3 separate regions of the Mus musculus genome follow, and regions 1 and 3 are each linked to region 2. A link is a contact called in ENCODE Hi-C or POLR2A ChIA-PET data. All regions are on one chromosome and are shown on one strand. The core of a region is the stretch at or near the end of the contact, and the rest is flanking DNA. Distances in the headings are between cores, read along the strand shown. Region 1 has its middle 12 kb from the start of Gm36715. Region 2 holds the start of Trerf1 (transcriptional regulating factor 1). Region 3 overlaps Trerf1 (transcriptional regulating factor 1).

Evidence for each region. A loop is a pair of places that touch in the nucleus more often than their neighbours do. ChIA-PET counts read pairs that join two places held with the same protein, here RNA polymerase II (POLR2A).
Region 1: a loop to region 2 is called in a map of T-helper 2 cell, with 2.4 times the contacts of the local background. The contact joins the enhancer-like site here to the promoter of Trerf1 in region 2. A Hi-C loop is called at or near these places in 4 of 37 maps with a recorded cell type or tissue (T-helper 17 cell, T-helper 2 cell, left cerebral cortex and 1 more). POLR2A ChIA-PET finds 5 or more read pairs at or near these places in 1 of 5 experiments (embryonic stem cell).
Region 3: a loop to region 2 is called in a map of heart, with 1.9 times the contacts of the local background. The contact joins the enhancer-like site here to the promoter of Trerf1 in region 2. A Hi-C loop is called at or near these places in 1 of 37 maps with a recorded cell type or tissue (heart).

What each region holds. Positions count from the first base shown.
Region 1 is chr17:47,166,844-47,169,543 of GRCm38, forward strand. It overlaps a transcript of Trerf1 not described here. Among named protein-coding and RNA genes, the nearest start is that of Gm36715, 12 kb to the left of the region's middle. Within about 2 kb of position 1,433, at least 1 of the 3 ENCODE cell types and tissues checked has a DNase peak (open chromatin) inside an H3K27ac peak, as active enhancers do.
Region 2 is chr17:47,228,829-47,231,528 of GRCm38, forward strand. Trerf1 (transcriptional regulating factor 1) reads left to right here and starts at 1,402. Exons shown (of 17, transcript NM_172622.3): 1 at 1,402-1,488.
Region 3 is chr17:47,292,756-47,295,601 of GRCm38, forward strand. All of the region lies in intron 2 of Trerf1 (transcriptional regulating factor 1), which reads left to right. Among named protein-coding and RNA genes, the nearest start is that of Trerf1, 64 kb to the left of the region's middle. Within about 2 kb of position 1,441, at least 1 of the 3 ENCODE cell types and tissues checked has a DNase peak (open chromatin) inside an H3K27ac peak, as active enhancers do; it is heart, where a contact is called at or near this core.

The sequences.
Region 1 (2,700 bases), core at 183-2,682, 62 kb before region 2:
GTCTACCCCTCCCCCCTTTGCTCCCTCCCCGCACCTCCCTCTCCCCCTTTGCTTTTGTGTCACTATCTTCTGCTGTCCCCACAACCCCCCAACCCCAACTCTGGTCTCCTGGCTGTTCCTGCGTGTTCTCCTCAGGGCCTTTGCACAGTCTGAGTTGGGACCTGCTGCGGTCCCGAGGGCTGTCTGATCCCCGAATCCTTCTCCGCCTTAGTTGCAGCCTCTGCGCCTGCACGTTCTGATCTGCCTGGCTCTCTCACAGGCCTTTGTTTAGGTGCGTCTCTTTCTGAAGGGGCTTCTTCCTGCATTCGCCCTCTGCCTGGTTTCCCCATCTACCCACAGCCCCTGTGTGCGAAGATGTGCGCAGATCAGCCCTTGTTACGTGGACACCGTCCACCTGATTTTATTTTTTGGTAGAGGGTCGAGCACTGACCTGGAACCCCCACTAGCAGGCTGTAGACCAGTGAGGCGCAGGCTTCTATTTGCCCATCTCCAGCTTCCCGACCCTGGGACTACAAGCCAGCTATTCTCTTTTACCTCTCCGCGCATTTTTTTGCGGAACAAACTAAGACCTTTAAGCACGTTTGTTACTAAGAGCTATCCCTCAGCCTCGGCTGCCTTCTTTCCATGGTCATGATCTTTTATAGCCTATCTGCTTTCTCTCAGAACAAGAGGGTGTCCAGGGCAGCTTCCTGCGCCTGGCAAGTATGTCATAGGCACTCCATACGTGCATGCTGGATGCTCTGTCCTTGGGGTTTTGCTGGGGCCCCCGGCTCCTAGCATTTTCATTACATCTTAGGATTTGGAAAAAAATATCTGCCTGTAGGAATTTTTTTTTTTAATTAAGATTTTTATCGTTGCCACTCCCTTCCCCCTTCCAGTTCATTTAAGACTGTTATGAAACAAAACTCATTATGTTTCAGAATCTGACAGAGCTGAGGCCCCGGGGAGGGAGAGAGGAGGTGGAGGCGGCTTCGGGAGCTTCCACCATCGCCCCTGTCTTGTTTTTGCCCAGTGCTTTGGTTCATTTAGGATGGCCTACAGCCCTCACTGTTGAGGTGAGCAGGGACTCTCAGACTTCATGGGACCCATCAGTGTGAGAGAGGGAGGAACAACCATGGAGGGTTTCTCCGTCACAGTGTTCAGGGTGGGAGCATAAAGGAAGAAAGCTGGTGGAGAGAGAAGTGGGGGGGGGGAGGAGCTGAGGGGGGGATGCTGATAAGCACCGTCCTTTAAGTCACCGGAGAAAGGTGGCAAGTCGTCTTTCTCAGGAATGACATGGCTTTACCTCGGAATAACGAGTGTTTTCATCCGTTGGTTCAACAGCATTTATCCTGCGCCTGCTGTGTACAGATGAGTTTGTAGAGCCTATTGGGCCTGGGCCGGGATGGAGTTAGGTCTCCCTCCAACCACTGTATGGCTGGCAGCAGAAGGGACTCTTTCAGAGGAACTGGGTGTGACCCTTTGGCTCCGAGCCAGTGTGTTGGACTTATCTCAGCCCGTGGGTTCCTGGGAAGTAGTCAGCAGGCTGGGAATAATTAATGTGTAGAGGGGAGGTAGGCTGAGGAGGAAGTGGAGGGGCCTCCTGGATTTCTTTTCTAAACATTCCCTAAGTGAATTCATCCTTGTGTTATTTTTTGAGACGACATGATCTGATGTAGCTCAGGCTAGCCTCCAACTCACCACGTCGCATTGGATGACTTTGGACTACGGATCCTCTGGGACACCCGGCGCCTTCGGTTTTCATGTGTTGAGGCAGATGAGTGCTTGACTTCAGCAGGTCCGGGTTAGTTTGTTTGTTTGATTTTACGCTTTAGGACCGCAGCTCTTGCTTCCCTCTGAATTGTGGAAGGGAGTCGAGTGATATTCTCAGATCATTTGCAGGGAGAGGCTGTGGAACGCAATAACTGCTGCACCCTTAATATATGCACTATGAGATGCGGGACTCCGATAGCTAGTGGATGCTCGAGGAGAGCGTCCACTGGAAGGCCCCACCTAGGCTCAGCATCCCATCTGCAGGTGGAGTAGCAGCGCCATCCTTCTTATCCCTTCTCTCCTGGGACCATAACGGTTTCAGAAAAAGACCAACTGAATGAGCGTAGTAGTCCAGTGTGCAGAAGGAAAAACACAGTTGTGGGATGAGGCTGTCTTATTGATAAACACAGGGGTGAGTGACGCATTCCCGGGTTGCTTACTGATATCAGGAGTGGTTGGCATTGGAAGCAGATTGACATGACCTGTAGTTTGGGGCGTGTAGCTTTCTTAGTTGATCAGAATAGAAGCCCCAAGTCCTGCTTTGAGGCCCAGCAGTTTGTTATCATAACAGCATCTTCACAAGCTACCCTGGCTTCCATTTGTGTTTCTGGTCCCAAGTGACACAGCAAGCCCTTACCAGCTGTCTCCCACTGCAAGCCAGTGCGTGCAGGATGCTGCGCTGTTCTAGAGTCTGTGCGACCGGGTACGAGCTATCCACACCGTGGGAGCAGGTCCAGAAGGATGTCAGGAGGCTGTGTGGTCTGTGTCACACACGTGTCACACATGTATGCTGATGTGTGCGCACACTGGCTGGGTGAATCTAGGCAGGCAGAACATGGTGGTGCCCCCTGTCAACCTATCGGGTGTCACCAGCCAGCCACTCCGAGGTGAGTCTGTTGTCACTGCAAGTAGGGGATAGACAGTGGGGTGACTTTGTACTCTGAAGTT
Region 2 (2,700 bases), core at 152-2,651:
TAGACCAGGCTGGCCTCGAACTCAGAAATCCGCCTGCCTCTACCTCCCGAGTACTGGGATTAAAGGCGTGCGCCACTACTTCTTATCATTCTGAAACCCACTACTTTTGACACTGGCAACAACTTCCTTCTTTGTAGTTCTTTTTCTCTTCCTTCCTTTGATCCACGATAAATCTTTCGACTGTTCCCCCCACCCCCACCCCACCCCCGGCACCTACAATGTGCCACGCTCTGTATTTCCACAACACAAGGCTCCGACAGCATCAGTGAGCTGGTCACTGCACTGAGTATGTGCCGCTAGCTACTGAAGTCAGAGTGGCTGCAGAGGTGGTAAGAAATGACCCGACTTCAGAAGTGCTTTACAGTTAATACTGACGTCATTCACTGGAGGATTAGGTGTGGAACATGAAGGGAAGAAGAACCTAGGCTGGGTGACTCTGGGTGTTGCAGGATATTTGATCACATTATAAACCCTGAGGTGATCATACTGTGAACAATGGGGTTATGTTATTTACTGAAGTGGGGGGGGCTGTTTCTAGTTGTGGGGTGGCTCAGCAGACACACCCTTAGCACACAGCTTTAATCCCCAACAATGAACGTAAAGTTAGTTTGTCGAAGGAAGCAGCCATGTTTAAAAGTGATGTCTGATTGAGTGGCAGACAAAGTGACTAATCAGAGAAAGATTTGACAGAATAGGATCGGCCCAAGTTTCCCAAGAAGAGAGAGCGGTGCAGAGGAGGCAGTTTTAATGGGTGGTTTGTTCAGAGACAGGTTGCAGAGAGAGAACAAGCTAGACCCAGGTAAAGACAGAAAGAGCCAGAGAGTGAGAAGGAGCCAGAAGATTAGAACATAACTGTCAGAGTTAGTTTGAGGCCAAGCAGAGCAATTCAGGAGAAGCTGAGAGAAGCCAGACAGAATCAGTCAGCCTGGAGAGGAGTTTGAGCCAGAACAGCTCAGCCAGCAGAGCTCAGAAAGCCCTGGAAAGGGTAAGCTTACTCAGCAGTCAGTCTCAGAGGCTGAAGACACTCTAGGTTTAGATAATATTTTACAGAGGCTAGAAGCTTCCAGAGCTAGGCCTGGGTTAGCAGACTGAGGCAGTGAGCCTCTGGGACGACAATTACTCAAGGAAAAAAAAAAAAAACTCTGACAAGTGGCTTTGTTCCACACCTATCCGGCTACATGCTGTCTCACCAGAGGCCCAATCAAACATCCCAATCCCCAGCTCGACTCTCCTAAGTCCTGGCCTATCCCAGACCCCTTCCTCAGCAATGGCTCTGGGGCCTCTCAGAATGGCCCACCCAAGCTAACCCTGGCTTCCTCCCCAGCCCCAGCCTCATGTTGGCTACCTGTACCCTCGTCCGAGCCAGGTTTCCTAAATATGTTGTTTGGGTTGCTTCTACAGGCTCCAGCTCCAGAGGTCAGTGAAGGAGGAAGACACGGGAGCAAGACTACCCTGAAGGGCTCACCAGCGGTCTCAACCCTGAAACAGGTAACTCCTCTCAGGTTCTTGCAGTCAGAGCATGTGATTGTTGGCCAGGGAGGGGCCTGTGGTTGTCCATCTAATGCCTGCTGTTGTGGGAAGCACCTAGGAAAAGCAGAAGGGCTGTTGTGATCCTGGATTCCCACAGGTTTTGGGAAAATCATCTCTAGGAAATGGGCAGCGAACACACATGTGGGTTTTTAGCATTATCCGGAGTAGGGCAGATACTGTCTGTGTTTTCAGAGCTATAAAAAGTTATTTGTGGACTGAGTGGGGCATTTGGGAGGCACCGTGTGGACTGGGGTATGTGTTAATGGGGAGTTGTAGTTTTGGTGAGTATGCTGTAAGAATTTATTTTTGAGCCGGGCGTGGTGGTGCATGCCTTTAATCCCAGCACTCGGGAGGCAGAGGCAGGTGGATTTCTGAGTTCGAGGCCAGCCTGGTCTACAGAGTGAGTTCCAGGACAGCCAGGGCTATACCGAGAAACCCTATCTCGGAAAAAAAAAAAAAAAAAAAAAGAATTTATTTTTATCTATGTGTCAACTTATGTGTGTGGATTTGCGCACATGATTGTAGTACCCATAGCTGCCAGAAGAGGGTGCTGGATCCTCTAGAGCCAGTTCTGGGCAGCTGTGGTGTGAGTTCTGAGAGCCAAACTCTGGCCCTCTGCTAAGGCAATACATGCTCTTAACCTGCCGAACCACTTCTCCATGCCCTGCCGGTCAATCATGGCCGTCAGCTCGATGGCCGTGTAGAATCAGCTTGAAGACTCTTGTGTGAATGCTGGCGAAGACATTTCCTGAGAGGTATATCTGAGAAGGGAAGATTCAGCTTGACTGTGGGTGGTGCCATCTCAGAGCTGTGCTACCAGGCTGAATGAAAAAGAAGAAAAGGAGCTGCGTGCACGTGGTGGCCCCATCTTGGCACTTGGTGGTGGAGGCAGGAGGATCAGAGTTCAAGGTCATCCTCCGGTTTCATCGTGAGTTCAAGGCCAGCCTGGACTTTAGGAGACCCTTTCTGAGCTGGGAGAACAGAGATGGGGGGCCACATTGGAATTCATCACATTCTGTTCCCTGACTGGGTCTACAGTGTGGCCAGCTATATCACGCTCCCCGAACCGTGAGTCCCAGAGGGTCTGAACATCTCTAGTGTTTGTCATCTTTGGCTAGGAGACATTGCTTTCTCCCTCTAGAGAACAGGCACATGGCTATCATTCTTTGC
Region 3 (2,846 bases), core at 191-2,690, 64 kb after region 2:
ATTATCCTAACACTCGGAAAGCTGATGCAGAAAGATCACTATGAGTTTGAGGGCAGCCTGGGCTACAGATAGTATTTCAGGCCAGGCCGGTCTACAGAGTGACATCTTTTCTCAATCAATCAATAAATAAATATCAAACGATCAGAGGCAAGACACAGCTCATGGCTAGCCATTGCTTGCAGCAGGTATCAGCCTTGGGTTCTTGAAAAGAGCCTGAAATATCCCATCCTCCATACACACTCCTGTGTCCTGTTCTGTGATGTGCCACGAGAGGTGCTGGAGCCTCTCGCTGTGGTCTGTTCCCTTATGGAGCCTTATGAAGGGCGGTCTGGCTGCCCATAACCATGGTCCTCTGGCCAGGGAAGAAGGATCTTCAACATCCATTCACCTCCATTCTGTGTGTGCACCAATTACGCATGGGGTGATGGGCGTGCCATAGCAGGAGCGCAGGGTCAGAGGTCAGCTCTTTGGACTCCCTTCCACTGTTACATGGTCTCCAGGGAATCAAGCTGAAGTTGCCGGATTTATGTGGCAGACACCTTTACCCACCAAGCCATCTTCCCGCCCCCGCCTTCAGCTGTCTTCGCCTCTGCTTGGTGGTTTTCTGCACTACCAGGTTTATCTCAGGCCACTTCCTGATTTGATATCGATCAGGTACCCACTTTTGCCTCAGGGACTGCTACTTTTAGTGACTCTGGGCTCTGTGTGGTGAACGTGTAGCATCAAAAAGGCATAGCCAAAGAGTTGCCTAAAGAACCAAATATCTTCACTTAGAAAGGAAGCTGAGGGAGAGAGTGCTGTGCCTGTGAGGGGTCAGGGAAGGCTTCCTGGAGGAGGAAGACTTGCATTGAGTCAGTGGCTCCAGTAGGTGAGATGGCAGCAGAGGGAGTTTGGGTTCTACAACGTTTGGCTGTAGAAATGGTGGGGTCTAGTCTTAGAGACCAGTAACTGTTCTCATAGGCAGTAAGTGCCAGCTAGTGGCTTCCAGGCCCACAGATGGCCTCCATGGCCCCTCCCGAAGGTTCCGCCAGCTGTTAGCATATCCAAAGTCCTATGAAGTCCTACTGTGTGCCCCCAGGCTCCTGAGTCGTCTAGCCATCCACAAACATCATCAACTTGTGTGCTTCTGCCTTAAGTTTTCCCAGAACCTGGGTCACCAAGCTCAGGAATTGGCATCTTTCTCTAAAACTGTAAGGACCAAACTCTATTCAAACTACCTCGTGTTGCTTGGTTGTTTGGGGAGGGAGGGGGTTGCTAGGCAACCTGGGTAAGGGGGTGGATGGGATTAGGGAAAGGTTTTTCTCTTCCCATACAGTTAGGAGAAGGTGTCCTGATGTTCTCAATCAAATGAGTGGCTAGGCCCATACGCCTGGGGCTAGAGGCCCAACCCCACCAGTAAACCTCAGAGTCTATTAACAGCCTCTCTGCTGGGTGAGTCACCCTTCCTGCCCCTCCTTACCTCTACTTACTCAGGGCTCTGAGGCCAGACTGATCCTTCCATCCAGCTGGCTTGGCCCAGGGCGAGCTCAATGAGATTAACTATTTAACTATTTCCCACTGGTGAATTCCCCGAGGCAGCTGAGCCCTGGTTGAAGCAAGGGCTTGTCCTGGATACACCCATGGAGATAATTCCAGAACCAGGAAGCAGGGTGCAGCGCATCCAGGACTGTCTGAGGAGCCTGGGGTGCCAGAGGCACTGGGTATAAAGCCAGGAGGTGTCCCGGGCTGAGGGCCCCTGTGCTGTCAGGGTTACATAATAGCTGACAGAAACATGCTCTCAAGTGAGTCTTTAAGTGCTCCTCTGGAGACTGGCCATCAGCACAGCATGATGACAGAGTGAATGTCTTGCTCCTAAAACTACCTTAAGTCCCTGACCTGCACTGGTCGTAACACGTGCGCCATTCTGATATGTTCTGATTTCTGTGTTTACTTGTTTGCGTGTGGACATTTGAGGCAGGGTCTCTCAAACTCTGTAGCCGAAACTGGCCTTGAGCCCAAGATGCTCCTCCCCTGTCAGCCACCATGGTCAGCTATGTATTTTTTACATGTGTGTGCATGTGTGCATGCCTGTGTGCATTTGTGTGTGCGCGCACGTGTGCTTGTGCATGTGGAAGCCAACGGACAATCTCAAGTGTCTTCCTTGTCTTTTATGACAACCGCCCCTTGGCCTGGAACTCCCAGATTAGGCCAGTGAACTCCAGGAATCCTCCCTGTCTCCACTGCCCAGCGTTGGGTACAGTGTCCAAGGAGGCCAGAAGAGACGGGGTTAGGACCCTGGACTGGAGTTACAGGTCATTTGAACCATCATGTGCGTGCTGGAAACCAAACCCAGGTTGTCTGGAAGAGCAGCCAAGTGCTTTTAACTGCTGAGCCTTCTCCTCAGCCTTCCTCCCCACAATGGGCTGCTCTTTGGGGACCCTCTAAGATACCAGTGTGGAGGAGGATCTACTGTTTCAAGCCCTGGTCCAGGATTTTTGGGGTGTCCCGGGGAGCACCTAGAGAAACTCCTCACACTGAGTTCCCTCTTGAAGCTCAGGGTCCTGTGTTCTGCAGAAGCAGAGCCTGGGGTATAGGACAGGAAGTCACTTGCCCAACAGGGTCCCAGAGCTGGCCCTTCTCTGTTTGGTCCAGCTTATCTTTTTGTGAGGTTTGCATTTCCTGAATCTTCGGCAGCTGGATGGGGGTGGGGAGTAGGGTAGGGGAAGTGGGCTTAAAGGAGCCCTATCTGAGACTGTTTAAATTTCCGGTGACGAGGAGATATTAAATATTATTTACAGTAGTCTGTGAGCCTGGAATCCAGCAGACACAGGGGGGAGACTCGGTTGGAATCCAGAAGACCAAGAGGA